2 separate regions of the Homo sapiens genome follow, and region 2 is linked to region 1. A link is an interaction called in ENCODE POLR2A ChIA-PET data of the cell type or tissue named here. Cell type or tissue: CD4-positive, alpha-beta T cell. All regions are shown on one strand. Region 1 overlaps N4BP2 (NEDD4 binding protein 2). Region 2 has its middle 23 kb from the start of LINC02265.

Evidence for each region. Peaks named below come from ENCODE experiments on the same cell type or tissue, not always from the same donor. Only the 100,000 strongest peaks of a DNase experiment are listed, where the experiment ranks them.
Region 2: POLR2A ChIA-PET joins it to region 1 with 6 read pairs; 3 of 35 experiments call an interaction of 5 or more read pairs at or near these places.

The regions. Positions count from the first base shown.
Region 1 is chr4:40,150,849-40,154,848 of GRCh38, reverse strand. N4BP2 (NEDD4 binding protein 2) reads right to left here. Exons shown (of 18, transcript NM_018177.6): 17 at 1,946-2,069; 18 at 1-657. The coding sequence ends at 612. Among named protein-coding and RNA genes, the nearest start is that of RHOH, 44 kb to the left of the region's middle. In CD4-positive, alpha-beta T cell, no CTCF peak of the experiment used is centred here; a DNase peak (open chromatin) is centred at 2,008; H3K27ac peaks cover 1,129 bases.
Region 2 is chr4:40,282,327-40,286,326 of GRCh38, reverse strand. No RefSeq gene overlaps it. Among named protein-coding and RNA genes, the nearest start is that of LINC02265, 23 kb to the left of the region's middle. In CD4-positive, alpha-beta T cell, CTCF peaks have their summits at 1,830 and 2,031; DNase peaks (open chromatin) are centred at 2,126 and 2,726; H3K27ac peaks cover 1,637 bases.

The DNA of each region.
Region 1 (4,000 bases):
CACACAGAAGAACAGAACAAAAGGTAAAAGATCAAGGTCATATACAAAGCAGAAGAAAGGGCAAAAGCATGTCTTCCTTCCTGTAGGATATGGCAAAATAAAAGCATTTTATGTGTTTAGTTTTGAAAATAAAAAATATTCAAGTGTTTTTGTTAGATCTCCTTTTTTTCTTTACTACCACTACTATGTCCTTTTTCCTCTTTTAATACCACCCTTTGGGGGGCATGAATCAGGTCTCAAAGCACTTTAAATACCTCTCACAAAAGACTTTTAGGACATTACTAAATGTCATACAACAATTAATACAAAGGTAACCTTTTCTGAGAAACAATCAGAGCATTTTAAACTTTAAAACTGTAGCTGATAATTTTCTTACATATTTTGTAATCAATAAAATTTCTCTGTAATATCTTTAACAGGTAACATTTGCATTTGATTCAGTAAAAAATCAAACCTCACTTGCATTTTGAAAAACATCATAATTTTTTTGTTTCATAATTGAATATTATTTATAATAAAACACATCTTTAGGGTAGAATTGACTGAATTACTGCAAATAAAAGTAATTTTAACCTACAAACCTTCATACTTCTAATTCAAGGATGTTTATTTTACTTTAGCATGACTTTCAAGCACCCTGGTTTAATTTCAGAGAACCTGCAGAAATGAGAAAAGAGTTATTTTAAAGATGAAAATTTCAAATTAGCTAAGGAATATACCTTGTAATCAATTCCAAGTACCTACGCTTAATATAATATTTACTACCAAAGTATTGACCCTTATTAAGTCAATATCCAAGACCAACATCTAGGTTTGTGTTCCTTTTATCTACGGTCAAAACAAATACAATCTTAAAGCTGGAGGTTGCTCTTGACTTAGTATAACTTAAGATTTGTCAAAACCTGTGAGGCCTGAATTTTACCTTTATGAAAAAGAGTATGCTGTAGGAAGAATAAAGTCCTTGGTGCATCATGAAAGCACCAAGAAGAAATCTCTGATATATCAGGTAAGTCTGATTAATCTGGCCATGCAATGCTTTCAACTCTATCCGGAGAGAATTTAAAGGAAGACTAGTCTCTAAAATAGATAATTAATCTCAACATAATGTTCTGGTCTAACTACTCCTTTTATAAAAATAACCCTGATGTCACCTGTTTTATGCTCATAACTTATGCTATCATTTTCGATAATGTAGCCAAATAACATCTTATTACATGGCATAAAATAAATATGCTACACTGAAATTGGTGGGTAGGAGTTAATGATACACATCTGCAGGAAATCTATCCATCAACAGATATTTCATCTTTGACTTTCTTGTCATTTTCTGTTATTAAATAATTATCACTTAATGAAAAAGAACATTTCATGTTTGTCAACACAGGTCATTAATGGCATTTAACTTATGAAAACACAAATAAATTCATATTAACTGAACATTTCTGCTAAAGTTTAAACGTACCTAAATTATAACTATATTTCAATAGAAGCCACCCAATTCCATCCAAAATCCACAAATACTGATTTCCTTTCAAAAGAATAATAGCAAATCTTAAAGTATGATACATATTACCTAATTATTTTGCATATTATCAAAGAAACAAATATATTTACTTTCTTTTAGAACTTTAAATTTATGATAGAAAGTTTTATCAGATGATTATTGGCAACAAACACATTTTTCCTTATTTCTGGTTTACCAGACAACATAAATCCAGCAGGGAAAGTTATATCATAATTTAAGCATGAATCTGTGGCTGAAATCAGATGATTAAATTTAGTTAACTATTTTAACAGATTGTTCTGAGTACGCTATTAGTGTTTATTTACCTAGCTATATTAGGGCTATTGCTATTATCAATAACAGAAATCTATACTCACAGAAATATCTGATAAAGATCTATATGGGCAGTTGCCATTATTAATAACAGAAATCTACACTCACCTGAAGCTATGGCTTATGAGGTACTTAATGACAGCTGGTTTGATGCGAGCAACTCCTCCCTGGCTGTGGTTTCCTCTCCCCGTAATCACAGACAAATAGGGCTTCCCACCGTTCTGCTTAAATTCTGTTACAACAGAAATCAGGGGAGTTAAAATTCATTTATCTTACATTCTCAATAGAAAACGTAAACCTTAGCTACTCAAGCACATGAAATTGTTTTCATGAGGATTTTGGGGTTTGCCATCTCAAAACTGTAATAGTAAGACAGATTTGCTATCTCAAAAAGCCCCCAAATTAATGTTTTAAGATGTATGTTTTAAAACACATAGCCTCATTGTAATCTATCCATCAAAAGATTTGGTGGGACTTCTTCCTTTATGGGGGAAGAGATTTCTGTGCACTACCAGAAGTTCTCCCTGAAATAATGATAATGGCAATAATACCATTAATGATACCTAACAATTACTATACAAAAGGAGTCAAGTACTGCTTTAAGTGGCTTATATTTATTAACTAAGAATCTTCACAACAACCCTGTTAATTAAATATTCTAAAGCCATCAAGCTTTGTTCTGAATCATAGCTCTGCCACTAAATGACTGTGTGACCATGGACAAGTTACTTAGCTTCTTTTGTGCCTATTTTCTCATCAGGAAAAAGGGATAATGATAGCAACTAGTTTATAGATTATCTTCCAGTAATAGCTATTAGCAAATCCACTAGTCACAGCTGGATTGCAGTCTTACTATTAAAGATAATCAATTGTTAACAAACTTTTCCTGATAGATAGTTCTTAAAACATCAAAGGAGTCTGAGCCTCCTAAAATACTGAAGTTCCATTTTGGAAATGACCTTGTGAAAATCAAGGATATAAATCCTGAAAACTAATAAAAGCTGTAGCAGAATAACAAAAACAACAAAAAAACTATTAATGAGATGAATTAATAAATTTAAAACACACAAAATATAAACATTCCACGGTCTGCTTATTAAATTGTCCTAATACTCCTAATAGAATACAAACAAATGGTTTTTCAAGTATCATATCTCCAAGATGATATTCAGCCTGGAATTTTAAAAGAATATGTTGCTCTTGCATTTCTAATTCCTTGTCTATGATCTCCATCTCTAATCCACATCCATTACTTCAAGCAATATGTTGCTCAAAATTCAACTGAGTGCTAGCTTCACAAAGGTATTCACAGTGCACAAAATTCTAGGTATATAGTGTAAAACCTTTTTACGAACTTTTTACAAAGTTTTTGCACTATATACCTATAATTTTGGGCACTGTTCTTTACATATGTTATATTACGCATAAAAGTTTTACATTGGCCAGGGACAGTGGCTCATGCCTGTAATCTCAGCACTTTGGGAGGCTAAGGAAGGTGGACCACTTGAGCTCAGGAGTTCAAGACCAGCCTGGGCAACACGGCAAAACCCCATCTCTACTGAAAATACAAAAATTAGCAGGGCATGGCGAGGCGCACCTGTAGTCCCAGCTACTTGGGAAGCTGAGGTAGGAGGATGGGTTGCACCTGGGAGGTGGAGGGTGCAGTGAACCAAGGTCACAACCAACTGCCAGCCTGGGCAACAGAGCCAGACTCCCATCTCAAAAAGAAAAAGTTTACTTACAAAAAAAGCCCAACTAAATCTCTAATCATAACTCACACTCTTCACTATGGCTCCCCTTATCACTTAGGTCAGTCATTTATACGATTATCACCTGCTAATAGTTCACTTATTGCTCTGAAAATATTCTCTAGTTGATTCACATGCCTCAAGTAAGAGTTCAAAGGATGTTTGTTGCATGAAGTAATGTATATGTTTCGTTTCCCAAATACAGGCTGTTCTTGCTGTTTAACGCCTTAGAAAGGACTGTTTAACTCATTTTTCAGCACACTCCAGATACTTCAACTGCAAATATTTCAGTACATACCTCATAAAAGATAAGGACTCCTTTAAAAAGCATAACTACAATGGCACCATCATATCTTATAAAATTAATAAAAGTCCCTTAATATCATTAGTTTCCAAAATTTCCCCCAATTATCTC
Region 2 (4,000 bases), 130 kb before region 1:
TTAACCAATCCTTCAGCCTCGGCCTCCTGAGTAGCTGAGACTACAGGTGCACACCACCACACCTGGCTGATTTTTTTTTTTTTTTTTTTTTTAGTAGAGATGGGGTTTCACCATGTCGCCCAGGTCAATCTCCTGAGCTCAAGCAATCCTCCCACTTCAGCCTTCCAAAGTGCCAAGAATACAGGCCTGGCCCACATGAACTATTTCAAATCAAATGCACCCACTTCCCCAATTGCTTCCAGAACATGACTGTCCACACAAGATTTTTCCCCCATGCAGAGCAGGGTCTCCAAGGAGGAGAAGCTAAAATCCAAAGCGAGCAGCTAAATGCTGCATAGCCTGAGGGAAGCCACTTAGCCCTCTGTTAAAACCAGCAGAACCATGGCAACCCACTCCCAGAGCCAGGATTGTAAGAGTCCAACAGAGAAAATCAGCCTGAATCAATGCAAGGAGGCGAGGTGTTCCATTCTTTCCAAGGGCAGCCGGCTTGTCCTCCGTCAGCACCCTGAAGGGCTCAAAGCAGCCCCCTCCACAGCCTACCCCTGACCTCTAGGCTTGCTGCCAGCCCGCTGAGGACTCCTCATCCTTCTGTGCACTTGGTCCCCATCCCCTTCCCACCAGAAGGTTCTCTCCTGAAATAGATGAGGGCTAAGACTTTGCAGGGCACAGAATTTTGCTGTGTTCACCTTCCTAAAACAGCCCCAATCCAGCCAGGCAGTGTTTCCTTCCCAGTTTCAGGGAGGTAAGAAAAAGAGGGAGAATCAGGCAGAGGGTGAGGGCTGTGCAGACCTTTTCTCTTTTCCCACTTACTCTGTCTTCTCTTTCTTTTTGCTCCTTTTTTTTTTTTTTTTTTTTTTATCCTGTGAAAGAGAATCTCATTCTGTCGCCCAGGCTGGTGTGCAGTGGCACGATCTCGGCTCACTGCAACCTCCGCCTCCCAGGTTCAAGTGATTCTCCTGCCTCAGACTCCTGAGTAGCTGGGATTACAGGCGCCCACCACCATGCCTGGATAATTTTTTGTATTTTTAGTAGAGGCAGGGTTTCACCATGTTGGGACTGGTCTCGAGCTCCTGACCTCAAGTGGTCTGCCTGCCTCGGCCTCCCAAAGTGCTGGGATTACAGGCATGAGCCACCACACCTGGCCTCTTTTCACCCTTTCTCCAACAACTTGACCTCAGAGCCTTCCCTTCAAGGTCCCTTGGATGATCTCCTTCCAATGGGTGCTTCAGCCTAAAGTATTTGAAATACAGGTTCTTCCCGCTTTGTCCAGGTGTGTGGGGGCAATGTGAGCCCTGCCTCCTCCTGCTGCGTCCAGGATGGGAAAAGGAATCAGCAGTTCTGCGCTCTGGTTTGTTTCAGGCCTTCACCCAATACCCAAAGACGTTGCTGGGCTGTGGGGGGTCATTTCAATGCCCTGGGGGCCAAGTGTTTCCCAGCACCTTGGACCACCTCTTTTAGACCACGTAGTGCATCTTCCTACCTTTTAATTTCACCGTCACCTGCAAGACTGAGGATGCCCCAGAAATGACAGACGGGAACTTTTTACTGAGTCTTCAGCCATGTGCTAAGTGTCTTACACACATTTCCTTGTTTAAACTTCCTGATTATGTTATGAGATGGATACTTGTATTATCCCATTCAATAGAAAACTATTATTTTGCAGGACAGAAAACTAATGTTTAATTTTTCCTAAAGGGATCTTGTTATGTTGTCCAGTTTGGAGTGCAGTGGCTATTCACACGCACAACGATCGTGCGCTACGGCCTTGAACTCCTGGTCTTAAACATCCTCCTGCCTCAGCCTCCTGAGTAGCTGGGACTAGAGAAGCTGATATTTAGGAAGTTTAATAATTTGCCCAAGATCACTTAAGCTTTTACATTCAGGTCATCTAACATCATGCTTTTTACTTCCCTAGATAGGGGTCCATTGGTCAAAGAACGAGTCTAGATCCTTTCCACGGCAATTAGACCAAAGTTTACTTTGGGCCCCAGATTGATTTACCAACCTGAGGTGACGTGGGTACTGTTGTGTCATGGAGACTCTTACGCAGATACGGTAAAATGGTCATAGACTCCTTTGTGAATGGAAAACATGAACTGCCCCTCAGCTTGCTACAGGCGTCCCACGGAAGTGCAGGCTCCACTGACTCATAGGCGTGGCAGACACCTAATGATGGCAGCAGCCTCCTTCTTTGTTGTGGCTTCCCTCTTGAGCTCATCTTGCCAAACTGCAAGAGAGTAATAAAATTCCTTCCATTCAGCCGGGCGTGGTGGCTCATGGCTGTAATCCCAGCACTTTGGGAGGCCAAGGCAGGCAGATCACGAAGTCAAGAGATCGAGACCACCCTGGCCAACATGGAGAAACCCCGTCTCTACTAAAAATACAAAAATTAGCCGGCCATGGTGGCACATGCCTGTAATCCCAGCTATTCAGGAGGCTGAGGCAGGAGAATCACGCTAACCCAGGAGGCTGAGGTTGCAGTGAGCCAAGATCATGCCACTGCACCCCAGCCTGGCAACAGAGCGATACTCCGTCTCAAAAATAAATCCTTCCATTCAACTAAATTCCTACTCATCTCGCCACAGCTCCTCAGGAGGGAGGGAAAACAAAGCAAAGCAAAGGGAGTGAGCGGGGGAGCAGGCTCGCCATAGGTGGGAGGGAGATGGGCTGCACCAACCTGAACAACCTGACACTCTGCCTCTCACAGCTGACGGATGGAAAATATGTGAAGAGGTGGATGACTGCCCTCAAGCTGTGCTCACAACACAACAGACACTGAAGGTTGCCAGGAAAAAAAAACAGACGCTAGGAGATGGAGGCCTCATGTAAAGAAATGGGAGGGGCACTCGTCACGTTTTCATTCCTGGCCTGTCGCTAAGACCCTCAGGACCTAGTTCTCCTCAGCCTGGGCCCTGGCACCATCAGGGCACTTCCTAGCTTCCCTGTCTTGGCATAGTGTTTCCCTTGGGAGGGAAGCAGCCTGAGGGCAGGGTAGCAGCTCTTCATTCCCGTGTGTCCCAGCTCCCACCAGGTGTGCACCCCATATGGCTTAGGACCCTTTAGGGAAATAAACTCATGAAACTCTGAGACCCAGGAGGCAGCCTAAAGAGTCCTTTGAAATCAGACCCGTTTTCTCCTGGGAAACACAAGCCCTTAACCTAACTAAGAAAGTGCAGCGGCGACCAGGCATGGTGGCTCATGCCTGTAATCCCAGCTACTCAGGAGGCTGAGGTGGGAGGATCGCTTGAGGCAAGGAATTCAAGACCAGCCTGGGCAGCATAGTAAGACCCCTATCTCTACATTTTTTTTTAATTAGCCAGGCATGGTGATATGCGCCTATAGTCCCAGCTGCTTGGGAGGCTGAGGTAGGAGGATTGCTTGAGCCCAGGAGTTCAAGCCTGCAGTGAGCTATGATCGTGCTGCTGCACTCCAGCCTCGGCAAGAGAGTGAGACCCTGTCTCAAAAAAAAAAAAAAAAAAAAAGAAAGAAAGAAAGAAAAAAGAAAACAAAAAAAAAGGTGCATGGGACAAGGTGGGGAATGAAGCTACAGTGGGGTAAAGAAGGTGTATGTGTGTGTGTGTGTGTGTGCACATATAGACCCTAATCATAGCACCATTGAGTCCTTTGAGGTAACTGCCCAATAAATAGCATTTCTCTTCCCTACCTGGGTTCTGAACAAGATAAGAAATAGAAGGGAAGAGGTCAGGCTTGGTGGCCCGTGCCTGTAATCGCAGCACTTTGGGAGGCCAATCTGGGTGGATCACCTAAGGTCAAGAGTTTGAGACCAGCCTGGCTAACATGGTGAAATCTGATCTCTACTAAAAATACAAAACTTAGCCAGGTGTGGTAGTGGCCGCTTACTTGGGAGGCTGAGGCAGGAAAATCGCTTGAACCCAGGAGGTGGAGGTTGCAGTGAGCTGAAATTGCACCATTGCACTCCAGCCTAGGCAACAAGAGTGAAACTCCATCTCAAAGAAAGAAAGAAAGAAATAGAAGGGAA